Linked DNA regions of Homo sapiens: region 1 is linked to region 2. Evidence: read pairs that join two places in POLR2A ChIA-PET (ENCODE). Cell type or tissue: endothelial cell of umbilical vein. All regions are shown on one strand. Each heading gives the region's core, and the rest is flanking DNA. Links, peaks and the distances in the headings are about the cores only. Region 1 overlaps LOC124906105 (a long non-coding RNA gene). Region 2 overlaps ITGAV (integrin subunit alpha V).

Evidence for each region. Peaks named below come from ENCODE experiments on the same cell type or tissue, not always from the same donor. Only the 100,000 strongest peaks of a DNase experiment are listed, where the experiment ranks them.
Region 1: POLR2A ChIA-PET joins it to region 2 with 5 read pairs; 8 of 35 experiments call an interaction of 5 or more read pairs at or near these places.

The regions. Positions count from the first base shown.
Region 1 is chr2:186,566,291-186,581,573 of GRCh38, reverse strand. It overlaps LOC124906105 (a long non-coding RNA gene), which reads left to right. Exons shown (of 2, transcript XR_007087465.1): 2 at 1-3,836. Among named protein-coding and RNA genes, the nearest start is that of ITGAV, 16 kb to the left of the region's middle. In endothelial cell of umbilical vein, for the core only: no CTCF peak of the experiment used is centred there; a DNase peak (open chromatin) is centred at 6,023; H3K27ac peaks cover 1,757 bases.
Region 2 is chr2:186,644,213-186,659,495 of GRCh38, reverse strand. ITGAV (integrin subunit alpha V) reads right to left here. Exons shown (of 30, transcript NM_002210.5): 13 at 12,619-12,810; 14 at 9,611-9,656; 15 at 7,407-7,514; 16 at 4,788-4,846; 17 at 3,095-3,249; 18 at 321-458. Among named protein-coding and RNA genes, the nearest start is that of FAM171B, 42 kb to the left of the region's middle. In endothelial cell of umbilical vein, for the core only: no CTCF peak of the experiment used is centred there; no DNase peak of the experiment used is centred there.

The sequences.
Region 1 (15,283 bases), core at 4,093-8,092, 76 kb after region 2:
CTTGGAAGGAGCAAACCCACAGAAATGTATGGGGTCATGCAGGAATAATAAGGATACTGAGTCAGATCAAATTGATTTTAGTGTAAATAATGTGATGTTACTTGCACATCTGAGATTGCGTGTGGGCTGTACATAATTCCCACTATTGCCAGGATTCTTGCCAGTGTTCCAAGAATTCTCAAAGGGGCTTAAGCCAAAATTAAGTTCCCAATCTCACTGGCACCTCACCTTCTGCATCCGGTTTATTTACTCAACCTTGCACATACTTCATCCAAACTGAAAAAATGGAATATGGCCCCTTTTACATTTATTCCACAAAGGAACCTGAATGCATGGTGGTTGCATGTAACAGAATTCTGTAGAAAGTCTGATGGTGATGGTGGAGGGTAATATTTCAGAGTAATGCAGCGGAGGCCAGCTAACCACTTACGGTTGAATAGTAGACATATTTACAGCCCTCAGCCATTCCTACCATGGGAACATTGCGTTGACTGTATCTCCTTCTCAGCCTCCTGGCCTGTCATTGTGTTGTGTGCACTCCTTGCCACCAGACCTTCTTTTCTTTGATGTCCTCATTCCTAGGCCCCTGTGTCTTCCTTCTGGGCCAATGTCATGTCTACATCTTTCTCAGATTTCATACTGAGCAACTAAGACTTCTCTTTGTTTTGGCCTTTTTTTTTCAGACCATGTTTGGAACTTACATTGCAAGACTCAAAATTTTGAATGAAAAACTTAAGTTTAAAATGTTCTTATTCTAAAAAGGATTCTGGCTCCAGAGTTTGAAATAAAATTTTCTCTTTTTCATATAACTATATATGCTATGTAAGTATATATTGTTATGAGAAAAAGATGCCTCAGAGAGGACTTGGCCATTGTCATAAAATCAATAAAAGGTGTTACTGGGATTAGTATACAGGTCTCTTGAAAGGCATTTATCTTTCTATTATATTATCACTGTAAACAATATGAGTTAAAAAGATTTTATAAACATGTCTGAGAATCTTATACTTACTTACATATTATCTCCAATAGGAAATCTTTCTTGACTACCAAAAATGGCATAACAAACTTTTGAAAAGTAAGTCATATAAAAATGAAAAATGCATAGGTAAAAAAGTTATTGAACATAACTTGATGCATATATGTATTTTTAAATGGTATTTCACATGGGTACATTAGTTAAGAATTCAGCCAATACTTTGAAAATCCAGTGTTACATATAGGAAGTGGAACTTTTAACCAAAAAGAAAAAAAAAAGAGAGAGAGATAGAAAATTTTTTCCTGTTGTAATTGAGTTAGAGAAGCAAGTAGATAATAATTATTTTGACAAAATTATGCCTTGATCACCAACAATACCTTTTGAGGATGCCAGAAGATAGATTTATCAATGCTTATTGAATTATAAAACTTTTACTGACTCAGGGCTACATACAAGATGCTATGGCATATTGTGGTAGATGCTACAGCACTTTCAAGAATGAAGAGGCTGAGGCAGGTGGACTGCTAGAGGCCAGGAGCTGAAGACCAGCCTGGGCAACACAGCGAGACTCAGTCTCTACAAAAAATAAAAAATGTTAGTCAGGAGTGGTGGCACATGCCTGTAGTCCTAGCCACTCAGGAGACTTAAGCAGGAGCCCAAGAGTTTGAAGATGCAGTGAGCTACGATCATGTCACTGCACTCTAGCCTGGGCAACAGAGTGAGACCCTCTCTCTTAAAAAAAAAAAAAGGGAATGAAATGAAGTATTTGTCAGGACTCTTTCAGTTACAAGTGATAATATCCCAATTCATATTAGCTAAAGTGAAAAAGAGAATGGATTGATTCACATAACCCAGAAGTGCAGTGTTGGTTCTGTCTTCAAACACAACACAATTCTTTTTCCAGCTCTGCTTTCTACTTTATGTTGGCCTTACCCTCTCCAACTGCATCAGGCTGTACAGTTGACCAGAGAAAACAGTTATAGGTCCTACTTTAGCAATCCATAGATGATAAAGCTACCCTCTTCTCAAATAAGTATCTCAACTCAAGGCAATGATTTATATTGACTGTGTTTATAATAATTGCTCACCCCTGAACCAATCACTGTATTCAGAGAGTGAGATATTATGGTTGGCCACAGGTCAGGTGATAAACTCCTATGGGAATAATGTGGCACAGCACTGTGGTTGATGAATGTTGTTATTACTTAAGATGGAGGAAGGGCAGTTCCACAAAGATAGAGATGTAACTAGGCATACAAATATAATATTTGGCTAATACAGACTTATAAGTAACATGTCTTGTTCTCAAGGAGTTTTCCACATATAACTCTTGGTACTTATATAGGAGAAAAAGAATTCCCTCATGTGCCCTGAATTTTTTATTTCAATATTAATCAGTTATCCCGATTATGAAACTTGAAAAATATTCCCCTAGGCCTTCCTACTGTTAATTAAATCTATTTTTGTTAGTTTTAAACCAACTATGAAAATTATATAATCATTGGCATAATATTTTTGTGGTCAAAATGCAATGTTGGCTTAAAACTTTTTGTCTGTATCATAAATTATACATTTATCTTTAGATATTGTGGGAACTATGTCAACTAACAAGCCATTTCCTCAGTTAACCCCACTTCTGTGGTTGTGATGATTTGAAAACTGTTTCTTAACCTTGCTACACCTTGGTTGGTACTGTATTTGGAAACAATTTATTTTCGCCTTGACAACAAAACTTACCATTATTTTTAGAGAAATTTCATTTGCTAGAAAGCATCATTTGTATTATTTTATACTCATGCTGCCTGGGTATATGGAATGAAATTAAATGCCTGATGTTTGCATTACATATTTTTACTAAATGTGTCTCACATGCAATAGGGTGAAATACAGCTTTTATTGCATTAAGCTGCCAAGATCTCTGTGTTAATTTGATACTATAATACCGCCTAGTCAATCCTGAGGAATACAGATACATTAAATTACAAGTAGGCATAATTTATAAACAAAAAGGATTCTCATGGTAATTATGAAATGTTATATATTTTCCCTTACTACAGTATGTATAATTTCTATTCTAGACAAAAAACATACATATATTTGTGTGATTTACCTACAAATAACAGTTGATTTCACCGTTTTCCCAAGAGAAAGAGAAAACAATCTTCATTTAGTGAGTATCAGGGTTCAAAATATTTCTCTGGTGAGTTCAAGCTCAGAAGAGTCAGAAGGGATCTCCTATGCCAACTATCTGTACATATCTATGATTTCATCTTACTCTTTATTTCAGCAACTAAAATTTCAAAAATAAGTTTTTAAAAAAATTCTGAGTAGAAGTTCTGTTACTATACTAGAAATGTGTGTTTTCACCACAAGTTCTTTCACTTTAACTGTAGCAAAAGAAATGCAAGTTGATCTCCCTAAAAGTCCTTGGGAAGTGGCTACTATTGAGAGTTTTCTTGGGTTCTCCTCACCTCCTGAGGGTAAAAGAGAACCCCAGGAGGATTAAGTTTGAATCTTTCACCTACCACTGGAAAGCAGACATCTCAGAAATGTCAATATCACTTGTCTAATAATCAATCCTTCTCTTCAATTAAATAGCATTTCCTTCATGCTTTAACTCATTGGTTTTCAAACGTTTCTTAGCAGTGGAACCCTTCAAATGGCACACTAGCAGAATTCACATATATAAGACTAAGAAAAAGCAGAACCCAGATGCTGCCAGAGGACCACCGTCAAGTACAACTGAAAACTACAGCTTTCAACACTTCACACCACCTTTGTTTTATGATACACCTATTATGCTGCAGCTATGATGAGGGCATACAAATAAATAAAAGACTTGGTCATTTCCCTCAGACACATTCATTTTCATCTTTCTATAGTGGTTTCAGCATATTCACCTACAATTTATATGGTTCTCCACTCAAATAAACCTCCCCGAGCATCTGCCTTCCCTATTCTCCTTTCCCTTCCTTTCATAATGCTCAAAAAACATCTGCACACTTTTTATCCCACTTCTGCCTCAACTCAGCTGCATTTTTGCTATGTAGCCAATATCAAGACTTTAACCCATATCAATTCCAGTCAAAGTCTCCACCAAGCCCATTTCCGCAGAGGGCTGTGCTATTTTGCTCCCCAATCAACTCCCTCTCCAATAATCCATGTTAGATAAGTGAGGAAGAATAGAAATAATCTTTTCAATTTCCATTTTATAATAAGATATATATATAAACAAAAATGCTCTGTTGGTACCTGGGACACTGCGTATGGTGACGATGATACAAATGTGCACTTGCTCCAGCAGCATCATTTGCAGGAGTAATGCACAGCTATGTGGCCACCTACCTCAAGCCTCCTCTGTGCTGAAGAAAATCTTGCTAGGGGGTGTATCTCAAAAGGTGGTCTGAGGACCACTGCCATCTGGGGTCTTTGTATAAAAAGTGGGTTGCCAGGCCTAGCTAAATCAGGATTTCTGGGGTGGAGACGAGACCTGAGTTTTTTTTTTTTAGAATTTATTTTGGGGCGTTTTAGTGAAACTAAACTTAGTGAAGTTTGAGCATTCCATCTTTTTAGTTACCTATTGCTACATATCAACTCCTCCCCCCGACAACCCCAGTAGCTTTAGACAATGATTTCTTATTTATCATGATTCTGTGTGGGTTCACTAGCAGTTTCTCTTTTGGCATCTCCTGGGCTCACTCAAGCATCATCATTCTGGTAAAGGCACGGCTAGACTGGAAGGTCCAAAATAGCCTCATACATGTATTTGGCAATGCTGCTGGCTGTTAGCAGCAGAGCATCTCAGTTCTTCTTGTGACCTCTCATCCTCCAGTCAGCTGAAGCAGCTTCTCAGGGCAATGCTCCAAGACAGCAAAGGTGGAAGCTGCAAGCTTTCCTGAGGCCTAGGCTTGCTTGTACAACATCATTTCTGCCACATTTTGTTGGGTCAGAGCAAGCGAGATGGCCAGACCAAGTTCAAAGCAGAGAAAAAATAGATTTCATTTCTTGATAGATTCAGTCACAAAGCATTTTGTGGCTGTATTTATTTTTCCTGTACACCATAGTTCTTAATACTTAGTCCCTTCTCCATCATGTCTGCAGGGATTGTTGTGTTTATGAAACTTCTGGGATATGCTTTTTATGGGCTTTGCTTTGAAATGAAAATTTCTGTCAGTATTTGCTAGAAACAGGTTGTTTTGCTTTCCAGTCCTAAAACCAGGATTGTTAATATCATGGCTAATAGTTATTAAATATAAGGGTCCAACCTCCGTCGAAAAGATTCAGAAGCTCAAAAGAAAAAAAAAAAAAAAGAGTTGGTATCTAACTTCCATTTTGGACCTACTCAAAAACAACTATGGACTTATTTAAGAAAAAAATTATTAATACAACAGAATTGCACATATCCACAATTATTTTGTTCAGGTTTTTCCCATCAAAACCTTTTCAAATATGAAAAAATCAGAATTGGCTAAGTAAATTTAGTTTCCTCTTCTACCAGGCTTGCAAAGGGAGGGCTTCCACCCAAGCCACACCTACATCTCTGCTCCAAGAATTTGCTACTGTATACACAAGCTACATGGAATATTGAGAAAACTGATTTAAAATGTATTCTTGGAAAGTGGCCTCTGAGAGGACTTAAATAGCAGTTAATTCTTCAGAAAAATGCCAAACCCTGAGTGCCACCATGGGCAAGTCAGCTATCTCAGTCTTTCCTCCTAAAGTGAGCGTTGAATTTTATACTCTGTACCCAACTGACTTCAATCCATCTTTATTCTCTCTACCATTTTCATATTTAAATAAAACCTTTTGCTCTTATCAAAAATCACTTTTTAGGACAAGCTATGGTAAAAGAGGAAACCACGAAAATCTCATTTAATCAACTGAAAGAAAATATACAATTAATTTGCCTGTTGCCTTAAGTTGAAGTGTTTTAATACATTCTCCTGTATTTAACGTTTGCTTATATATTTTTTTCCCTTTTGGTTTATTCTAAGGCAAAAGTTTGCCAAGAACTATGTCCTCCTGAGTCAGCAAGTAAATTTCCCACTTAGATGAGTCACCAGCCTGGCTTCCCTAAGTCAGAGTCCTGTGTCTGGGCTAGATGAGAAACAACATTACAGGCAATCAGTCTAGACAGCTTAGGGGCAGCCACTTGGCCATTTATGGTATCATTTCCTTTTTTTTTTTCAACTAGGAGAGCCTAGAGAGCAAAGAGAGGCTCCTGGGAATATATGTAGGGTTGCCAAATTTAGCAGATAAAAATACAGGATGTCCAGTTAAATTTGTATTTCAAATCAACAATGAATACTTTTTTAGTATACATATGCCCTGTGCAATATTTGGAACATACTTTCACTAAAAATAAAAAAAAAAATCACTTATCTGAAATTCACATGTAATTGACTAGCCTATATTTTATCTGGCAACCCTACATATTTGGATCTCATCTCACATCAATCACCTTTTATCATGCTACAGAATGTCACAGATGAAAGTCTTTTCTCCTGCGTTTTAGAGAATGAAAGTTGAGTTATTTTTCTTTCATCTTTTATTAACTATGGAATTACTATCTAACATCAGAGAAAGAAAAAATGATCAGTGACAAGAATTCCTTAGAGCCATGCTTCTCAGACATGAATGTACATATAAACCAAACCACATGGGAACCTTGGAAAAATCCAGATTCTAATTCATCAGCCCGAGGTGAGGCCTGACATTCTGCATCTGTAAAAAGCTCTCAGGTAATAACAATGCCGCTGGTCCATGGACCATACTGGTCAGTAGCGAGGGTTTTAGTGTTTCTCACATTTCGCTGTACATTAGAAAAATCTGGGGAGCTTTTAAAACTCTTGATGCCCAGGCTGCATCTCACCTAATAAAATCCAAATCTCTGGGAGTGGGAGCCAGGTGTCAGTAATTTTTTTTTTAAAGCACCTCAGTTGTTTCCTATGCACAACCAATGTTAAGACCTGCTATCTTTGGCTGGGCAAGGTGGCTCACGCCTGTAATCCCAGCACTTTGGGAGGCCAAGGCAGGCAGATCACGAGGTCAGGAGATCAAGACCATCCTGGCTAACACAGTGAAACCCCATCTCTACTGAAAATACAAAAAATTAGCTGGGCGTGGTGGCGGGCGCCTGTAGTCCTAGCTACTCGGGAGGCTGAGGCAGGAGAATGGCGTGAACTTGGGAGGTGGAGCTTGCAGTGAGCTGAGATCGCGCCACTGCACTCCAGCCTGGGCCACAGAGTGAGACTCCGTCTCAAAAAAACAAAAAACAAAAAACAAAGAACAAAGACCTGCTATCTTTGGCCAACCAGTTCACTGCAACACTGGTTAATATTTATTGTTATCTCCTTAGTGGGAGGCAATCCCTTAAAAAAAAAAAAAAAGAGCACTCTGGTTGTTACATAGTAACTGTAATCTTTGTTTTAATTTTTTTTATTTTTAACTTTCGTGGATACATAGTATATATATATATTTATGGGATAAGTAACTATAATCTCCAGAGGCTGAAGTTGAAGGATCTCCACTGCAAGTCTTTTCAGTGTGTCCACTTTCAGTTATGCTTTCTAAGCAATTGAGAAAAGCAATAGATTTTTTTTTCTTTGCTTAAGCTCAGTGGCAAGAAAGCAATAGATTTTTATTATTTCAACTGTTATAATAAATATTTTTCACTAAATATTTTCCAAATTCAGAAATTTTATATCTGTGACACCAAGATTGTTGGAAAGTACTTTTTCCATGATTCTAAAATAATTTATTTTTCTTAATGTTTCTAATAGAAACCAAACAGCCACCACCTCAGAGTTAGACTGGCTTGGAAAAGACTGGTATTTATTGTCTGTTACTCTGGGAGGCTTGACTGGAGTCAAGGAATGTGGCTTACGGAAGAAAATCAAATCTTTAAGTCTTGTTGTTTTTCACAGACATGTCGATAACATAAAAGTATGCTTTCAAAGCTACTGATATGAACATAACGTATATATAACACATACTTACACAAAATATAAATAGAAATGTCTATAAAAGCCTTGTTTCTTAACCAAACACCTTCCTCATTTTTCCTCTTAATTGTTGTCACTTTGGTGCCATCCATTTTTTTATCATCTTCCCTAAATCACTGTCTTCTTTTTGTAGTCTTGTTTGACTGAGAAATGCCTTTAGGGTATCTTGTACTTTATGCTGGAGTGCTGTCCCATGGAATCGTCTTCTTTCTTTTCTTTTTTATTTACCTTGGTTTACTTTGTCCGCTTAATCATATATTCTCTTCTGTCATGTGTGCTTAGCCTACTCCCTCTATCTCTTCTCCCCTCAGTCCTGTACTTTCTTTTTTTTATTAAGTTTCTACATTGTTTGTTTGGTGGGGGGCGGTGTGTGTGCACGCACACCACCACACCTGGTTAATTTTTGTATTTTTGTGGAGATGGGGTTTTACCATATTGTCCAGGCTGATCTCAAACTCCTGGCCTCAAGTGATCCACTTGCTTTGGCCTTCCAGAGTGCTGGGATTACAGGCGCGAGCCACTGCGGCTGGCCAGTCTTCTACTTCAGTATCCAAACAATCTAGAATTTGTGACCAGATATTTTACTTGACCTATCCCCCTCACCAGCTCCAGCAGCTGCTACCATGCCTTGGGAAACCACCTTAAGGAGTCCATACATGCCCCTGATACTGGGTGGCACCATCAGCTGGTTGAAAGGTTGCCAACTTGAAGAGGTGACTCAGAAGAGGGTGGGTGGCAAATTGTTTTGCAAACATTTAACTATTTGTCCTTTCCTTAGTGCGCCCTTTCGGAAAATTTTTGGCTTGGAGGTGAGCTAGGGCAAAGTGGGATGCATCTCTTATGCCACATGAGTCTCCCAAAATGAGGAGGAAAAGTTAAGCTTCACACAAAGTCAGCTGCCTAAAAATGTTTTTGTTCTAAATAATGGTAGTTTACTTTTCCTGCCATCATGGGAGGCTCATACACAGTTTCTTTATTTTATTTTATTTTATTTTGAAACAGAGTCTTGTATAAATGATCTTATACAGCAAACGAAACCTGTGGTCTTGTGTTTTCTGCTTCTGTGTTTTCACAGTCTAATTTAGTTTTCCTTTTTGTGAAGCAACCAGATCCAGGAAAATTTAAGAACACTAACTAAAAGTGGGCCATCTATTTATCCAGGCTATGCTCAGCAATAGCGCTGAGCTGATCATGCACTCAAGCAGCTGGAGTGCATCAACACAGTCACCGCTCACTGCAGCCTCAACCTTCCAGCCTCAAGCGATTCTCCCATCTCAGCCTCCCAAGTAGCAGCTGGGACTACAGGCGCGTGCCACCATGCCCATCATACACAGTTTCTTAAAACTCAGAACAGTGTACAATATGGTGACAAAATAGTAACTAAACTAATGTTTATTCAACATTGTAAATTTTTATATGCAATTAGACCTTTAAGTCTTGAAAACAACCCCCATTTTAGAAAATGAGGGTTAGAGAATAATGAGTTGCCCATGGTCACACAGGTAATCAGGTGGTAAAGACAGGATGTGAATCCAAACAAATCGAGTTAGAGAGCTTACCTGCTGTACATTTGAATATACCTAGGGCCTCCACTATGCTATATTGCCTTTTATAGTTCTCTTGGAGAATAACAGGATTCTAAAGGATGATGATTTTAGATGTTAATGATGGTAAATGCATTAACTGCAGTAGTTTTCTCCAAACTGATTAAAAAGATTATTTGAAGTGTTACACAAGCCTGATATTACATAACGGTTAATCATAGTAAGAATTTTATTCCCTTTTCATTATTGTTTTAGTCTTTCTGATTACTACAAAAGGGTCAGATTGGGCGGGTGTGATGGCTCACGCCTGTAATCCCAGCACTTTGGGAGGCCAAGGTGGGCGGATCACCTGAGGTTGGGAGTTCGACAGCCTTACCAATGTGGAGAAACCCCGTCTCTACTAAAAATACAAAATTAGCCAGGTGTGGAGGCGCATGCCTGTAATCCCAGCTACTTGGGAGGCCAAGACAGGAGAATCACTTGAACCTGGGAGGTGGAGGTTGCAGTGAGCCGAGAGCCTGGGCAACAAGAGCAAAAACTCCGTCTCAAGAAAAAAAAAAAAAAAAAGGCTCAGATTGGTGCCAACTTATGTTAGCAGCTCTACTCATACTTGCTAATCTTTTAACAAAGAAAGGCAGGCCTTATGCTGAGGGGTTTTAGTAGGCAAGAGTAACATTATTTTGTGTTCATTTCTAAGATTTTTTCCATTTATGCCAAATGATTTTGGTTTATTTATTTAGGCGTGAATATACGTCCTCTTTAAATAAAATTTACATGTACATAACCTTTTTTTAAAAAGTACATGGTAGAGTTGATATGCAGATGTGTCAAAAATCATGCCAGTAACATGCCAATGGTTGCAGTCTAGACTACTTTAAACAACACAACAACAAGAACAAAACAAAAAGACTTTGCAGTCCTATTTCTACTAGCTGCGTGAAAATGTTGGAATTAAGAAAGAAATAAAAAGTTTAATCCTGAAGAGAACAGAATATTAGCTGCTATTGAATTCTGTTCTAGGACTTATAGAGTATAAAACAATTACTCCTCATTCCCTCCTGTGAGGCATTATTATGTTGTAGAAAGAGCGAAAGTGTTGACACAATTTCACAAGCTAAAGGTCGGATCCTAACTCTGCCACTGACTAACCCTAGGCAGGTTCTCATACATTCCTTGAATTCAGTTTCTCTATCAAGAAATAAAGATAAATTAGTTTCTGGCCCGGCTCGGTGACTCATGCCTGTAATCCCAGCTCTCTAGGAGGCTGAGGTGGGTGGTTTGCTTAAGCCCAGGAGTTCAAGATCAGCCTGGGGCAACATGGTGAAACCCCTTCTCTACAGAAAATACAAAAATTAGCCAGCCATGGTGGTACACGCCTGTAGTCCCAGCTACTCTGGAAGCTGAAGTGAGAGGATTGCTTGAGCCCAGAAGGTTGTGGCTGCAGTGAGCTGTAACTGTGCCACTGCACTCCAGCCTGGGTGACAAAGTCAGACCCTGTCTCAAAAAACAACAACAAAAAAACAAAAAACAAATTAAATAGTTTCTTCTGCCGTTTAGTCTATGATTCCACACTCAATGTATCCTCAATGGTTTGTACATTTTTTCCTAGCCACATCAGTATGGAACTGTGTGGGTTAAATCTCCTTTGACAATCTTCTCCCTTAGAGTTAAAAAAAAAATCTGCATCTATTTCCATTTATTTGCCTTTCTTCCAAAGTGCTTACCTAGGAGAAGCTTTGTATAGATCTGTACAAATAACTTATGTTTTGAGAGAATATAAACAATGCTAATGCTTTCTTTTGTAAAGCTTCTGTTTTGTTATCAAAAGCTATCAAATTTGAAGTCTCCCTTGGGGGTGGGGTGAAAGTGCTGTTACAGGTCTGCTGCCTATTAAAACCTGGTTCTATTCTGGGAGAAAGTGAGACATTAACTTCCTTTCCACCATTCAAAGAAACTAGCTTAAATTCCAAGGATGGCTGTGGCCATTTACCCGACACTGCACTTCCCCATTGTGTTTGTTTGTTTGCTTTAACATTGGGCACAAAGTACAATTAATTACCACTGCTCACTGAACTAGAATATAATTACGGCCTGAAAGGATGACCAAACTGCTTTCTCTTGTTGAGTGACCATAACTGCAGAGACCCTTTTCCAAAGCTGCTTGAGTGCATGATCAGCTCAGCGCTATTGCTGAGCATAGCCTGGATAAATAGATGGCCCACTTTTAGTTAGTGTTCTTAAATTTTCCTGGATCTGGTTGCTTCACAAAAAGGAAAACTAAATTAGACTGTGAAAACACAGAAGCAGAAAACACAAGACCACAGGTTTCGTTTGCTGTATAAGATCATTTAAAATCCTAGTTTCGTGGTTTTCTTTTTTTTTTTTGTAATTTTAATTTTTATTTTAAGTTTGGGGGTACCTGTGCAGGACGTGCAGGATTGTTACATAGGTAAACGTGTGACATGGTGGTTTGCTGCACCTATCAACCCATCACCTAGGTATTAAGCCCAGCATCCATTAGCTATTTTTCCTAATGCTCTCCCTCCCCCCACCCCACCCCCCGAGAGGCCCCAGTGTTTGTTGTTCCCTTCCTTGTGTCCATATGTTATCATTGCTTATCTCCCACATATAAGCAAGAACATGTGGTGTTTGGTTTTCTGTTCCTGAATTAGTTTGCTGAGGATAATGACTTCCAGCTCCATCCATGTTCCTGCAAAGACATGATCTTGTTCTTTTTTATGGCTGCATAGTATTCCAGGTGTATATGTACTATATTTTCTTTATCCAGTCTATCATTGATGGGCATTTGGGTTGATTTCATGTCACTGCAATTGTGAATAGTGCTGCAATGAACATACACATGCATGTATCTTTGTAATAGAATGATTTCTATTCCTTTGGTTATATACCCAGTAATGGGACTGTTGAGTCAAATGGTATTTCCGGTTCTAGATCTCTGAGGAATCACCACACCATCTTCCACAATGATTGAACTAATTTACACTCCCACCAGCAGTGTGTAAGTGTTCCCATTTCTCCACAACCTTGCCAGCATCTATTATTTCTTGACTTTTAATAATCACCATTCTGACTGGCATGAGATAGTATCTCATTGTGGTTTTGATTTGCATTTCTCTAATCATCAGTGATGTTGAGCTTTGTTTCTGAAAACCCTAGAAGAAAATCTAGGAATGCCGTTCAGGACATAAGAATGGGCAAAGATTTCATGATGAAATCACCCAAAGCAATTGCAACAAAAGCAAACATTGACAAATGGGATCTAATTAAACTAAAGAGCTTCTGCACAGCAAAAGAAACTATCATCAGAATGAACAGGCAACCTACAGAGTGGGAGAAAATTTTTGTAATCTATCCATCTCACAAAGTTCTAATATCCAGAATCTACAAGGAACTTAAACAAATTTTCAAGAAAAAAACAACCCCATTAAAAAGTGGGTAAACGACATGAACAGACACTTCTCAAAAGAAGACATTCATGTAATTTTTTTTCTCACATTTACTTAAATTTTTTTTTAATTTTCAATTTTCATGAGTACATAGTAAGTGTATATACTTATGTGATATGTGAGATATTTTGATATAGGCATACAATATGTAATAATCACATCAGGATAAATGGGGCATTTATCCCCTCAATCATCTATCATTTCCTTGTATTATAATCATTCCAATTATACTCTCCTTTAGTGATTTAAAAATGTACAATAAATTATTGTGGACTTTAGTCACTCTTTTGTGCTATCAAATACTAGACCTTATTAATTCTAACAATATTTTTGTACCCATTAACCATCCCCACTACCCCCACCATACACATTATCCTTCCCAGCCTCTGGTAACCATCAATCTATCTCCATGAGTTCAAATGTTTTAATTTTTAGCTCCCACAAATCAATGGAAACATGCAAAATTTGTCTTTCTGTGCCTGGATTCGTTCACTTAACATAATGTCCTCCAGTTCTATTCATGTTGCCGCAAATGACAGGATCTTATTCTTTATTATGGCTGAATAGTACTCCATTGTGTATGTGCCTCATTTTCTTTATCTGCTTATCTATTGATGGACACTTAGGTTGCTTCCAAATCTTGGCTATTGTGAATAGTGCTTCAATAAACGTGGGAGTGCAGATATCTCTTTAATATATTTGCTTTCTTCTGTGTATATAGGTAGTAGTGAAATTGCTGGATCATATGGTATTTTATTTTTAATTTTCTGAGGAACCTCCAAACTGTTCTCCGTAGTGGCTATGTTAATTTTCACCCCTACCAACAGTGTACGAGGGTTCCTTTTTCTCCACGACCTCATCAGCATTCGTTGTTACCTGTCTTTTGGATAAAAACCACTTTAACTGGGGTGAAATGATATCTCATTGTAGTTTTGTTTTTCATTTCTCTGATGATTAAAGATATTGAGCACCTTTTTATATACCTGTTTGCCATTTGTATGTCTTCTTTTGAGAAATGTCTATTTAGATGTTTTGTCTATTTTTAACAGAATTAATAGATTTTTTTCCCTATAGAGTTGTTTAATCTCCTTATATATTCTCGTTATTAATTCCTGGAACGATGAGTAGCTTGCAAATTTTTTTTCCTATTCTGTGTGTTTTCTCTTCACTTTATTCTTTCCTTTGCCGTGCAGAAGCTTTTCAACTTGATGTGATCCCACTTGCCCAATTGTGCTTTAGTTGCCTGTATTTGGGGAGTATTACTCAAAAAATCTTTGCCCAGACCAATGTCCTGGAGACTTTCCTCAATGTTTTCTTTTAGTGGCTTTATAGTTTGAGGTCTTAGATTTAAGTCTTTAGGCCGGGCACGGTGGCTCACGCCTGTAATCCCAGCACTTTGGGAGACCAAGGCAGGTGGATCATTTGTGGTCAGGAGTTTGAGACCAGCCTGGCCAACATGGTGAAACACCATCTCTACTAAAAATACAAAAAAAATTAGCCAGGCATGGTGGTGGGCACCTGTGATTCAGCTACTCTGGAGGCTGAGGCAGGAGAATCACTTGAACCCAGAGGTGGAAGTTTCAGTGAGCCGAGATCGCGCCACTGCACTCCACCCTGGGCGACAGAGAGAGACTCCATCTCAAAAAAAAAAAAAAGATTTAAATCGTTAATCCATTTTGATTTGATTTTTTATATGGTGAGAAATAGGGGTCTAGTTTAATTCTTCTGCATAAGGATATCCAGTTTTTCCAGCACCATTTATTGAAGAGACTGTCTTTTCCCCAATGTATGTTCTTGGTACCTTTGTTGAAAATGAGTTCAGTGTAGATGAATGGACTTATTTCTGGGTTCTTTTTTTTCTCTATCCTGTTGTATTGGTCTGTATGTCTGCTACTATGTCAGTATTATGCTGTTTGGGTTGCTATGTAATATAATTTGAAGCCAGGTAATGTGATTCCTCCAGTTTTTTTCCTTTTGCTCAGGATGGCTTTGGCTATTCTGGGTCTTTTGTGGTTCCATATAAATTTTAGAATGATTTTTTCTATTTTTATGAAGACTATCATTGGTAATTTGATAGGGATTGCACTGAATCTGTAGATTGTTTTAGGTAGTATGGACATTTTCATAATATTGATTCTTCCAATTCATGAATATGGAATATCTTTCCAATTTTTATGGGTCCTCTTCACGTCCATGTTTTATGGTTTTTATTGTAGAAATCTTTAACTTCTTTGGTTAAGTTTATTCTTAGGTATTTTATTTTATTTGTAGCTATTATAAATGAGATTA
Region 2 (15,283 bases), core at 6,355-10,354:
TTTAGCAAAATACTAAAATACTATGTAAACAAACTGGCACTTTGCTGTTCTTGAATTATTTTCCTATTTCATGTATATGAAATGTCTTTCTCTGTATATCTCCATGTTGAGTGGCTTTAAATATCTCTGACTTGAAAATTCAGATTCCCAAAAAAATAAAAACCAAAAAGAAAAAAAAATAGAAAATTCAGATTCCTAAACTTCTGACTTTGACTAAACATCTATCAATATGATAAAGGAAATCTCCTCTAATATTTAAAAATATGAATTGTAAAAAAAAATAACAAAATATCACATTAGTGGTAAACTGAGTACAGTACCTGTCGACTAATGTTAGCAGGCGTGAACTGGTTAAGAATGGGTTGCAAGCCTGTTGTATCAGCAGCTGTTCTATAATCCAACCGATATTCCATAAAAATAGTAATTGGAGTGAGTTTGTCTCTAAATTCAGATTCATCCTAGAAATGGAAACGCTTTGAATTAATGATAACGTCAACCTAAATTATCTGGAGAAATCCATAAGTGCACATTACAAAGCCAGCTGTATTCATCCCTGAGCCTTCAATTCTAACAACATTCTCTGGAAAATTATACTTATGTAGAAATAGAATATCCAAAAGAAGATTATCCTTATCAAGTAAGAGCCTTTAGTCAATTTTTGTTTTACAATGTACTATTTGATTCACACGAAAGTACGAGACATGTTAACAACATGAGCACTCAAACACACACACCCAACATAATAAGAACATTATTGATACTGCTTAAGCTACCCAAATACTTCTTTCTCTTCCTCCCTCTGCATTCCTTCTCAATAGGATTACATGTAGTCTTCTGTGACTTGCTTTCTGTCCTACACTCTTAAGATCCATCCATTCTATTGCATGTAGCCTACGTTAATTTTGTACTGTTGAGTACTATTTCATCATGTAAATATACATTCAGTTATCCATTCTGTCAAAGGCTATTTTGATTGTTTATGGGTTTTGTTTTTGCTATTACAGAAATTGCTGTGATTATTCTTATATATAGTGACAAGTATATTTGTCAGTTCTGTAGTACCACATTATTTTCCAGTCTTCAAAACAATTCACACTGCCGTCCGCAATGTATAAGAATTCTTAATTCACATCTTGACCAATTAATAGGTATTGGTGGACTTTGTTTAAATGTAAGATTCTATTTCTTCATAGTCATAACTTGGGGTATTTGTCTTGCTTCTTAAATCTTGAAGTTTTTAAAATTTACTCTAAAACCTTTTTTGCACTTAAAAAAGACAGTCACATATTTCTTCTTTAATCTATTCATGTGGTAAATTACATTTTTAGACTTAATATTAACCCACTCTAGGATAAATCCAACTTGGTTTATGTATCTTTTTTTACAAACTGCTAAGACTTATTTGCTTATAATGGCTTAGTCATTTTACATCTATTGTAAGACTAGAATGAAATTCTCCCTTCTGGTACTATCCTTGACCACTCCAGGAACCAATTACACTAGTTTCACAGATTGACTTTGAAATATTTTGGTTTTTTTTTTCTTTCAAAGAGCTATTTAAAATTGAGAAGTCTTGTTCTTGAATGTTTGATAGATATTGCCTATAAAACCATCTGGGCTTTGTCGTTTTGTAAAGATTAATGGCCAATTCTATTTGTTAAGTGTTTAGAGGATTATTCAGGTTTTCTGTTTCTTCTTTTGACAGTTGTATTGTTTTTCTAAGAATTTCCATGATTTGTCTAAAAGTTTTCCTATGTACTGGCCCAAGGTTATTCAAAATATTCTGTTAATTCCTCCCTTATCTGTAATGTCCCATCTCAATTCTTAATTTTGTGGTGTTTCTTTCTTACCTTCATTTTTTCTTAACTTTCATTTAAATTAAATAGCATTTAAGGCTATACATTTATCTTTACATTCTACTGTTGTGATAGCCTATACATTTTGATGTCACATTTTCATTGTAATACGGTTGCAAGTAAATTTCCATTATGATCTTGTTTTTGACCCATAAGTTATTTAAAAATCACACTTCCCAATTCCCAGTTGATCTTTTTGTTATGGATTTCTAACAACTGCACTGTGATAGTATGTATTCTATAAAATTACTTTTTGAAATTTGTTTAGACTTCCTTTATGGCCTATGCATGGTCAGTTTTCATATTCTTTAGTTGTTAGGTGTAGGTTCTATATAAGTCTGTTAAATCAAGTTCATTAATTATGTTGTTGTCTAAATATTTACTGATGTTTTTGTCTTGTTTTGTTTTTTCCTTTAAATAAAATAGAGTCTCACCCAGGCTGGTCTCAAACTCTTGGCCTCAAGTGATCCTCCTGCTTTGGCCTCCCAAAGTGCCAAGATTATAAGCTTGAGCCACTGTGCCCAGGCCCTTTATTTCTTTAAACATTTTATACAAATTTGTGCTCTGTAGCTGGTCTTTGTGGGTCTAAAATCTGATGCTTCTTCTAGTGGCTTCTGTGTGTGTGTGTGTGTGTGTGTGTGTGTGTGTGTGTTTAATGAATTCATATTTGATCAAACTTAACCTATGGAAATCCTGGGGCCCATACTGGATTGCTCCCCTTCAGCAAGGTTTTACATTTGGCTCTTGCTGGAATCAGAATGCACCTCTGTCGTAAGAACACTTAGCCTTATACAACTGTCGGAATTCCTGTGCTGGTGTCTGCAATTACCACCTGCCCTCTCCTTAGGCTTCATCCTTTGCCAGCAACTCTCGCTCATATATTTGCTTATAACTCACAATTCAGATTTTTGCCACTGGAGTTTTTTAGTTGATTGCTCATTTTTTTTTTGGACTCTGGTGATTTCTTTTACTGTCTTGAAAGTTCAGTTGCATTTAAGAAATATGTTTATCATAATTTGTTCAGTAGTATTGTTGTGGAAAGGCCATTTGGAATATCCAATCTGCCAGAAGTAGAAGTCCATCATTCAGGTATGACACTTTACAAAGCTAAATTTCCTTTGTGTATTTTTCTGTTTTTCCTTTTGATCTAACACTAATTTACAGAAAGTGAAAATCATTTAGATAAAAAACTAATGACTAAAAAGGAACAACAAGGTAGCAGAAAAGTTAGCTCTTACCCGCAGATACGCTATCAATTCCTCACACTGCATCAGTCCCCCCCTTGAAATAGTCATGTTCTTGGAGTGACTTGGGGACCTGCTGTAGAGAAACAGTGCTCGTCGAATTGCTCCCTTTTGCTTGAGTTTATCCAAAAGAAGTTCCACCTGGAAATCTATGTAAACCAAAGGATTTATAACCAACATATTCTTTATGGACATCTATCTATCCTACTCTAGAGTTTTCATGTAAACAGAGATCTTTATTCCTTAAGAAGTAAATTGCTTCTAATTAATTTAAAATGTCATTACATTGTAATGAGACTACAACATATTAATTCTGAAAAAATATTTAATAATAATTAAATAATTAATCAAACTTTCCCTAAAGTAATGTCATAAATAATTCCCAAAAAAATGATAGTAGTAAGCCAATTATCAGACAGGAGAAATGCTATCTTTTAATTTAAGCTGAGAGGAGGAAATCCAGAGGATGAAACATGTGAATTAAGACTTCCATCATAAATTCAAGTAGCAAGAGTCTTGCTGATTTTGATTAAGAAGTATTTGCTCATATGTACTCATACCATCATATTAAACACTATGATGAATGAACAGTTTGCCCCACTTGAAACTCCTGCTTCCAGTGAAGCTATCATATCAAACTGTCAGATGAATATGCCTTCAGGAAGCAAGTGATCAAACAGAGTTAAATGCATCAAGAATCATTGTAAAAGGATGTAGCAATTAGGATTACTGCCTTGTAAGATTCAGTTCTTTAAATAGTTTAAGAGAGTGCAAATCTTTAAAACCAGAATTCGCGTCGCAAGTTTCTCTAAAAGGTGACCTTTATTTCAAATTTGGGTGAATACCCGGGGTTATTTTGCTTCATGTTCTGTTCTACTAGGCCATATTGACCTCCATGCCGTTTCTCAACCACTGAGCACATTTTCCGCTTCAGGCCTGCTGAAACTGCCAGTTCCTCTGTGGCAAACACTCCTCCACACATCCCATAGCTCCCTTATTTCCTTCAGGTCTCTACTGAAAAGTTTTCTCCTAGGGAGACCTTACTTGGCTGCCCTATGTAAACTTTCACACACAAACACACACCCAACAGTTTCAGTTTCTTCTCTGCTTTACTATTATTCCTTACCACTTGCCATTAACATACTGACAAACCCTGGCAATAATTATTTAACACTCCTATCTTGCCTATCTTGCTCTCAGGACCACATCAACCATTTTAGGAAAAGAAGAGTAGAGTTTGCTGTGTGAATTAAATTGCATGACCAAAACTTTTTCTCCTCCTTCTCACTATTTCTAAACCACCTCTACTCCTGAGATTGCTTGGGGCTGCTCAAAGACATAAAATACAGACTTCTCAGCAGATCATCTACTTATAAACCATAATATTCATATTTCCCCAGAGTTCATTATGTCACATTCGTAACTGCTTAAACTTCTAAAGGTCATATTTACCATTCTGTGGGCTATTTAGCTCATAATGTCCATAAATAAGTGTATTATTTTTGAATTAGCTTAAGGGTTACCAAAGAATATAATTATGTTGAAATCTTAAATGTCTTTAAGCATAAACATTCAAATAAAAAATTATAATAACAATTCAAGTAACTATTTGAATATCTTAAAATATTTTTTAAGTGCTGTGTATGCAGTATCATTAAAATAATATGATTTTTCATAGAACACTTACTAAGTTTCCTGGGAAGTACTCCTTTGCCATCTGCCTTTAAGCAGAACCTAACATTAAAACTGTGGAAAAATAAAAAACATACATAAATTCTATAATTCAGTTTAGACATATTTTTATTATCACCCACATCTCATCTTTCTACTACATAGTTTGTATTGTGAAGCCTTACATCTTTCTTCATGTCTTAATATTATTCTAAAAACATGAAACTATATACACTAACCTAACTCATCCTTCAGTAATTTAAGCACATTTCCTTTCATGGTACCTTGATGAAAAAAAGAAAAATAATGTCCTAACTTTCTCTCAAGCTTATAGAACCTATTGATAAATCTAAATGAGGGGTATGACAGTTCAGATTTTTTTTTTTTTTTTTGAGACAGAGTCTCACTCTGTTGCCCAGGCTGGAGTACAGTGGCACGATCTCGGCTCACTGCAACCTCTGCCTCCTGGATTCAAGCAATTCTCCTGCCTCAGCCTCCCAAGTAGCTGGGATTACAGGCATGCACCACCACACCCGGCTAATTTTTGTATTTTTAGTAGAGACAGTGTTTCACCACGTTGGCCAGGCTGGTCTCAAACTCCTGACCTCTGGTGATTCGCCCGCCTTGGTCTCCCAAAGTGCTGGGATTACAGTGAGCCACTGTGCCTAGCCAACGGTTCAGATTTTAAAAACTGTCTCATTGATAAAAGGACCCACCAAAACTTTCTTTAATTAGCAACCTCCTTTACAGCAGTGTTCTTCACAATTTATTAGCAGGTTGTGAAACCAGTTTAATGGGTTGTGTTCAGCATCTTAAGAAAAATTTTTTAATAAATAAATAAAACTGATTTAGGTATCAAAGGTAAGTACGATTTTCTGAAATGCTTGATTTAATTACTTTTATGTGTTTATAATGCAAAATGTATTTCTATGTGCCATACTCAAAAATCATATGATGTTACTGCTCTAGTTAGTGCATTTGAAGCCTTTGAATTACTAACATAATTAGAAGCAGATTATTGGCAACTTCACAGAGGTATGCAGGGTAGAAAAGCAGTAAAACTTACAGCAAAATCTTGAAAACAACTTCATTGCCAGTTCAATAAAAATGAAGACCAAATATTACTGAATTTTTAAATGTAATCCAATTAAAGAAATGAAAGTTTCAAAATTTTAATAACTATAACAATAATTCAAAAATATTCAAAAACAAATTCAGGAACAATATCTTTAATTGGCTCTTTTGAAGTAAAACTTTTTTAGGCACCAATCATTTTCTCCTTGATCATAAGTTCTCTGCAACTCGTCTGTGTAAGTAAGGAACATGAATAGTGTTTCCCAAAGTGGGAACTCATGAATGACTACTCATGGTGATTTTGGTAGTATATGGGTCAAGATTTTTCATTAGTTTTATATTTATATTGATATGTATGAGAAAGATACTGGTTTCTACATTTTGCTTTTAAATACTGTGAAGTAAAGCACGAGACAACTTAAAAAAATATCTATAATGAGCACTTTGGGAGGCCGAGGCGGGTGGATCATGAGGTCAGGAGATCGAGACCATCCTGGCTAACAAGGTGAAACCCCGTCTCTACTAAAAATACAAAAAATTAGCCGGGCGTGTTGGTGGGCGCCTGTAGTCCCAGCTACTCGGGAGGCTGAGGCAGGAGAATGGCGTGAACCCGGGAAGCGGAGCTTGCAGTGAGCCGAGATTGCGCCACTGCAGTCTGCAGTCCGGCCTGGGCGACAGAGCGAGACTCCGTCTCAAAAAAAAAAAAAAAAAAAAAAAAATCTATAATGAAAATAGAGCAAAAATTACTGAAGTAGCATACAAATGACAAAGATGAGAGAAAGAATGGAGTAGAGAAGAATTCAGACATTTAACTTATGAAAAATTATTATATTTTTCTTTGGAAACTAGTAAAGGAATAAGCAGAAAATTAATATATTAGAGCAAAATAATTTTTTTCATACAACTGTTCATAGATATTAAATCAGAAAAACAAGATATCTTTTAAAAATGTAAGTGTTCATGGGCCTGTTTGGAATTACATATAAATGAACTGAGATCTTATTAGCTTTTCTTTCTTTTTGAAAATATTCATTGACCACGCATAATTCTTTAAAAATTAATTTCATACTAATTTATAGAGTATCTTTACAGCCTTTAGATATCCTTTTTGGAGCACTATTTCTATAATCCAATTTATAACATGAAAATAGAGTATAAGGCCAGGTGCAATGGCTCATGCCTGTAAATCCTAGCACTTTAGGAGGCTGAGGCAGGATGACTGCTTGAGCACAGCGGTCTTCGAGACCAACCTGAGCAATATAGGGAGACCCCATCTCTAAAAAAATTTAAAAAATTAGCTGGGTATGGTGCCACACACCTGTAGTCCCAGCTACTATAAAGGCCAAGGTGGAAGGATCACTTAAGCCATGGTTGTGCCACTGCACACCAGCCTGGGCAACAGAGGCAGACCTTGCTTCAAATAAAAAAAGAATAGAAAAAACAGTATACTCACAGAAACTGTTTTAGCAATATTTCAGCCCTACCACCTTCATTTTCAATTGTTCTTACAATGCCTGAACAATAATCACAATAATAACTATTATTAAACAAATACCCTTACCAGGAAACTTTGAGAGCTGTTCCAGGCAGTGAGCAGGTTTTATTGTCTTGATTTAAAATGCTAGGGTACACTTCAAGACCAGCATTTACAGTGATAACTGGTCTGGCCCTAGCGGGGGAGGGAAAAGAAGATGAAGTAAAAAATTATTTAAAAAGTTAGGTTGATTGAAATATTTTTGGTTCATATTCACTACATATATAGTACCATGTCTACTAAAAGCATTGTTTGTAATAGTAAAAGGAACAGGAACAACATAACCGTAGGTGATCAACTGTCTTAGTTGCCCAGAACTGTCCTAATTTTAGCACAGAAACTCCTGCATCCTGGGAAATCGCTCAGTTCCAGACAAAGTGGGACAATGGCTGGCCTATATGAATTCAGTCACTAAAGCAGAATGGCTAAATAAGTTGTGAGATATCTACCGAATTCGCTGCACTACCGTGGAGAAAATGAGTGGGATGACCTCTAAGACATAACCAACATATAGTTTTAGTGGGAGAGAAAAAAAAACCCAAAAAGTACAAAGAATGTCTACTGATATACATACATACATACATAATATGATTTTTTAATGCATAGAATATTTCTAATAGAAGAAACAAATAAATTATTAGCTGGTGTGAGGGAAAACTTTTTTTTATATACCCTTCTTATAGTGTTTGCATTTTTACCACGTACATTATACAATTAACAGCAATTTTAAAAACTAAAAACAATAAATTAAAATAAATACAGTTTTCCTGAGTTCAGATACACAGGTTTAAATCCTATACAAAAATACAGCTGGCTCAAGTCAATGTGCCTGTCTCAAAATGATAAAGATCTGAAATCTGTTAAGTATTGTATAGCTACAATTAAATTGACCCATCGCAAACTCCGCTACATAGCACTAATGTTAGTGTTCCTGCCATGTATAAACTCAGATCATAGATATATAAACATCTTAACTACTTGGGATGCCAACTGATATTCTACGTCATGAGGAATTGATGAAATACAGAGAATAACTGGGGATATATAAGAAATTGGGAAATAGAAATATATAAATTCATACATATTGCTCTAATAAAAATATTCATTTGGGGTTTCATTACATACTGACCTTGTGGTCAGAGAATACCAAGACATAAGCATGAGGTTAATTTCCTGCTTCTTATAGGAAAATGTAAACCCAGACAATTTTTAGAGAGATTAAAACTACAGGAGAATACCTCTGAACATAATTTAAAAGACAAAGAAGGGGCGGGCATAGTGGCTCACACCTGTAATCCCAGCACTTTGGGAGGCTGAGGCTGGTGGATCACTTGAGCCCAGGAGCTCAAGACCAGCCCAGATAACATGGCAAGACCCTGTCTCTACCAAAAATACATAAAATTAGCCAGGTGTGGTAGTGGCACATGCCTGTAGTCCCAGCTACTCGGGAGGCTGAGGCACGAGAATCACTAGGACCTGGGAAGCAAAGGTTGCAATGAGCCAAGATTGCACCACTGTACTCCAGATTGGGCAAAAAAAAAAAAGAAGTTCTAGTGTTCAATAACACCGTAGATTGACTATAGTTAATAATAATTTATTGTACATTTCAAAATAGCTGGCTGGGCACAGTGGCTCATAACAGTAATCCCAGCATTTTGGGAGGCTGAGACGGGTGTATCACTTCAGGCCAGGAGTTCAGGACCAGCTTGGCCAACATGGCAAAACCCTGTCTCTACTAAAAATACAAAAATTAGCCGGTGTGGTAGCATGTGCCTGTAACCCCACCTACTTGGGAGGCTGAGGCATGAGAATTGTTTGAACCCAGGGGGCAGAGGTTTCAGGGAGCCGAGATGGTCCCACTGCACTGAAACTCTGTCTCCAAAGAAAACAAAAGATCAAAATAACTAGAAGAGAGGCTGGAAGACAGGATTCTGAATGTTCCCAACACAAATAAATGATCAATGTTTGAGATGATGAATATCCTAATTACTCTGATTTGATAATTACATTGTATGAATATATCAAAATATCACATGTACCCCATAAATATGTACAATTATTATGTACCAATAAAAATAATACTATTTGCCCATAGCAAATCATGAATAGAAAGAGCAAATTTTATCATTATTTCAAGAAAATTAAACTAAAATTCAAACACTGACACTTAATTAAAAAACGTTCAAATAATTCAGAATATTCCTATACCGCAGGATACAGAAAATGCTCACCTGTATAAGATAGCTCGATCTACACCAAAAGCTCCTACAATTAAGTCTTAAGAAAGAGTGGAAAAACATGTTAATAATGATAATGGTTTTTAAAATGTATATACCATTCTATAAAATTTTCAATGAATATAAAAAGGTTTGAACAAATTCTCAAAACTATTAAGAGGTTGTAAGACATCATATAAAAGGCTAAAATATATGAAAACTGTAAACAAACTACCACCAGTGGAAAATGCTTATCATAAAGTAGACTTTCATCTAGGTGGATATAAATCTTTTAAATGAATATTTAGTAAAAAGTAGCAATGATAATCATACACCTGCCAAACATACATACTGCCAAAGGAAAAAGCTTTATAGACGCCTGTGGATTTTACAATCTTACTGTAAAATTTCCTTTCTATTTTCTATATATAATGTGTGTGTGTGTATATATATAAAATACTATAGCAGATAGCACTCGAATCAGCAAGAATGAAATGCATTAGTTTTCATATGCCACAGGTTCAACTGGTTCACGATTCAGAAAAAGTCAAATGAGAGCTCTATCTCACAGTATACCCAAGCTAAATTTGAGGAAGTCTTTTCTAAACAGAAAATCACATGAAAAAAAAAATAAAAACAGATTAAATAACATAAAAGTTTAAAACTTTATGCTCAAAATGCAAATCTGACAAACTAGAAAATACATAAAAGAGTTAAGAAGTTAATATTTGCAACATTTAAGGCACTGTGAAAGTTTAAAAAAAATGAATGAATGAAAGAAAAGCAAAATACAATCCCAGTAGCAAAGAAGAAAAAAGAGACACAAAAAGGAAATTCACAGAAGTAAATGTGTGTATATATATACACACAAATGTGTATATATATACACACAAATGTGTATATATATACACACAAATGTATATATATACAAATGTATATATATATACACACAAATGTATATATATACAAATGTATATATATATACACACAAATGAAAATGATTATTTTTACTAATAATCTATAGTTAAGAATCAACCTCATAACTATACATTAGATTATTAGTAAAAATAATCATTTTTATTTATGTATAGTTAAGAATCAACCTGATGGCCGGGTGTGGTGGCTCATGCCTGTAATCCCAGCACTTTGGGAGGTTGAGGCAGGCAGATCACGAAGTCAGGAGTTCGAGACCAGCCTGACTGAGACCAGCCTGACCAAGACCAGCCTGATCAACATGGTGAAACCCCATCTCTACTAAAAATACAAAAATTAGCTGTGCGTGGTGGTGCCTGCCTGTAATCCCAGCTACTCAGGAGGCTGAGGCAGGAGACTCTCTTGAACCCGGGCGGTGAAGTTTGCAGTGAGCTGAGATCACGCCACTGCACTCCAGCCTGGGTAACAGAGCGAGACTTCATCTCAAAAAAAAGAATCAAACTCATGCCTTATTTCTAGAATCACAAACTGTTAGTTAAAATACACTGTCCACCTGTTATACAGTTAAAAATTATTTTAAAAGAAGCACAAGTATGGGAAAACAATGACTCATTTACTGCTGGTGAGTGCTTTAAAAAGTTGACAAAAACCTTCCTGTGGAGGGAGTGGGATGGTAACTTGACCATGTGTATTAATAACCTTAAAAAAAGAAGTGCACACACTTGACACAGTGATTCTTGAATTTTGTCCTAATGACATAATCAGAGATATGCAAAAGAATTATAAAGAAAGATAAAAATGCCACAAAAAAAGGTAAATAAGATATGATGCAGCTATTTGTTACAAAGGGAAACAGAAAATTCATGTTTTAGAAGAATAATAAAGAAATGTTTCTGAAACGTTGAATAAAACACTATGAATAGCATATAAAAGCATGATTTCCTTTTTAAAAAAATGTGTGTGACTGCACAGGAAAAACATTGAAAAGATATGCTTTGATGTATTTTCTAAAAGTTCTATAACAAATATATTGCATTTATAACAAAAAAACTCTAAAATACTACTAATTTATGAGAATCCACTTCATGTCTTATTTCTGGAAACAGACCAACACACTTGTATATTGAGCTCATATTAAGTGTTTCAACACAAAGGTCATCTAAATTTTCTACACTGTATTTCATTTAAAGAAAAGATCTGTTTTGATCCTAGATCCATTTATAATGCTCCAAAGTGTATAAGAACCAGAAAAAGGTCTTGCTTGCTCTACTGGACCTATGCAGTGGGCAACCTTGGGTAAACTGCCTTTCTCAGTCTCTTTTTACATTCAGAAATGGTATAATAATGAGCTATAAAAATGAGCTTATATTAACTCATGTATTAATGGGAGAATTAAATAAAATAATATACTTGAAAAAAAAATCACAATGAAGGCCGGGTGCGGTGGCTCACGCCTGTATTCCCAACACTTTGGGAGGCCACGGCAGTTGGATCGCTTGAGCTCATGAGTTCAAGACCAGCCTGGGCAACATGGCAAAAACCACTCTTTACAAACCATGCAAAAATTAGCCAGGCATGGTGGTGCTTGCCTGTAGTCCCAGCTACTAAGGAGGCTGAGGTGGGAGGATGGCTTGAGCCCAGGAGGTGGAGGCTGCAATGAGCCAAGATTGTGCCACTGTACTCCAGCCTGGGCAATAGAGACATACCTTGTCTTAAAAAAAAAAAAAAATCACAACTATTAGTCAAGTACATATATTCTACATAATTAAAAAAATAAAAAAGATAGCTAACATTAAAACAGCTTAGAATGAGCATTTAACTTTTGTTTATAACTTCTGTAATACTCTTCTCATTTCATTAAAGACTACAGGAGAAACTCAGAGTACACTGTACACTCCCAGGAAAGAGAGCTGACTTTTCTTCATATACCCTTAGGTGACGGGAATGATGCCTTGAATATTTTAGAGGTTTGATCAACATATGAAATACTGAATTGCAATAATTTATAACATAAATCAAGAACAGTAACTAATACTATTTGCTATTAGGACTGAAAAATCTAAGGGCTCTATGTGTTGATAAGAAAGCACCTGGATATCCATTTTTGTCTATATCTGTGGCTCCTTTCATTGAATAGCCAAAGCTTGGTGGCATGCTTCGAGCAGCCCACTGCCCTTCAAGGATTTGAGATGGGACTGCGTTCAAGCCTGTTGATCTTCCATTGAAGATATAAACAATTCCTTTTTTATCTTCACCCCCATATGGAGCAGCAATTGCAATATCTGTGGGGAAAAAAAGAGGAGGGGGAAGGAGAATGACAGAAGTAAGGAGGAGGAAAAGAAAGGGAAGAATGAGGAAGGAACGAGAGAAGGGGGGAAGAGGGCAAGGATGAAGAGAAGAAAGTTTCAGTACTTGTAATTATTTGTACAGATCTTAATATTTATAGAACCCATTCATCATGATAAATACTAATTCAAAGTTCAGTAGGGTACTCTTTATCCATAAGCAATAATCTAATTCAAGGAAACTCAAGCAAAACTGTACAGAAAAGACATTAATTTAGGGCCAGATAATCTGGCTCTGACCTTAAACCAATCACTTAAACTTTCTGGACCACAAATGCTTCCTCATTAAAACTAGGGGTAGGGGATGGAGGAGGACACATCAAAAGATTCATCTAAAGTTTATTTTCACTCTCAAAATTCTAGATAATTTATTTATGGATGGTATTGTTTTTTCTGAACAGAAGCCAATCTGCTCAGAAATTCGTAAGTTGTGACTTCATCTTGATCTTGCTCAACTTACACTGAAAGAAGATAAATGAATAACATTTTAAATCTTTAAAAAACCCCAAACACCAAATTATCTTTTCTACCTCTAAAATGTATTACCAATCTGCCCACTTCTCTCTCTGCTGCTGCCACCCTAGACAAGTCATTGCCGCATTTTGCACTTAAACAGCCTTTTTTTCTTTTCTTTTTAATTTTTGTTTGTTTGAGACAGAGTCCCGCTCTTTTCCCCAGGCTGGAGTGCAGTGGCACAATCTTGGCTCACTGCAAGCTCCACCTCCTGGGTTCACACCATTCTCCTGCCTTAGCCTCCCGATTAGCTAGGACTACAGGCGCCCGCCACCATGCCCGGCTAATTTTTTTTGTTTTTTTTTCAGTAGAGACGGGGTTTCACGGTGTTAGCCAGGATGGTCTCGATCTCCTGACCTCGTGATCCACACACCTCGGCCTCCCAAAGTGGGGGGATTACAGGCGTGAACCACGCGCCCGGCCTTAAACAGCCTTTTAAGTGGCCTCCCACTTCTACTCTTGCCTGTAACTTTCTCTTCAAAAGGGCCAAACATTCACCATATCATGTCACACCCATCCCCATCTTAAAATCCTTCAATTAGTTCCCAAAGCATTTAGAGTAAGTTCTAAACCCTACCTGGTATTTCCATTGTTTACCATGCAAATCTCATTCCTCTCCCCATCCCCACCCCCACGCCATCCAGTTTTTTACCCTTATTTACTCTTTCCAGCAATCCTGGCCTTTTTTTCTGTTTATTAAACACACCAAGCTAGCTTCCAACTATGGGCTTGTATTTGCTATTCTCTCTGCCTTTTGCTCCAGAGCTTTTACAACTCTATTCCTTCTATTTGTCCAAATGATAGATCAATGTCGTTCTGTCATTAGATCAGCTGTCATTCTGTCAGCAAGCTATTCCCTAGCCACCCTACGCAGCAGTGCACCACCCCTCTCGACCCCCTACTTTCTCTATCACCCTCTCTATCCCGAAACTCTATTATATTACCTTGCCTTCTAAAAAATCCATCATCTTTATCACTATCTGGATTTCCCCATTGTTTACTTATTCTATGACTACACAAAGTAAGTAAGCTATAGAACATAAGCTTCATGAGACCAAGGACATGTCGTATCTTGCCTATCACAGACCCTACGTACCAGTCATAACAAATTGCCTCAATTTCCTTAATGTACACGAGCTGTCTCATAGCTCCTTAATAAGCCATGCCTCATCATCTCCTGGCTCCCCTGAAACATCAACGATGCCTTGATCACTCATCCTTTATATGAGACCATTAAGCCTGGGATCTCAAACACTGTGATGATCACATTGAGGTACTTTTTTTTTTTTAAACATATATGCTGCCCCCATTGGATGCTGAGTTTCTTAAAGACATGAGTAGACTCTGATTTATGCTCATTTTCACCACCTAGAAGAGTGCCTGGCCTGCAGTAAACACCAACTAAGAATTTGTTATCCTTAAAAATGAGTACCTAACTTATGTAAAAGTATTCTTTTTATCCTTTTTTAAGCCTTAAAGGTAAATCGGCTGGGCACGGTGGCTCACGCCTGTATTCCCAGCACTTTCAGAGGCCGAGGCGGGTGGGTCACGAGGTCAAGAGATTGAGACCATCCTGGCCAACATGGTGAAACTCCATCTCTACTAAAAATACAAAAATTAGCCAGGCATGGTGGTGGGTGCCTGTAGTCCCAGCTACTCAGGAGGCTGAGGCAGGGGAATCGCTTGAACCCAGGAGGCGGAGGTTGCAGTGAGCCGATATCGTGCCACTGCACTCCAGCCTGGCGACAGAATGAGACTCAGTCTAAAAAAAAAACAAAAAACAAAACAAAACAAACAAACAAAAAAACCAAAGATAAGCATAACTTCTCTACTGACATATGCATTAATAAAGTAGTTATTAAAACAGGCTGGCCACGGTAGCTCATGCTTGTAATCC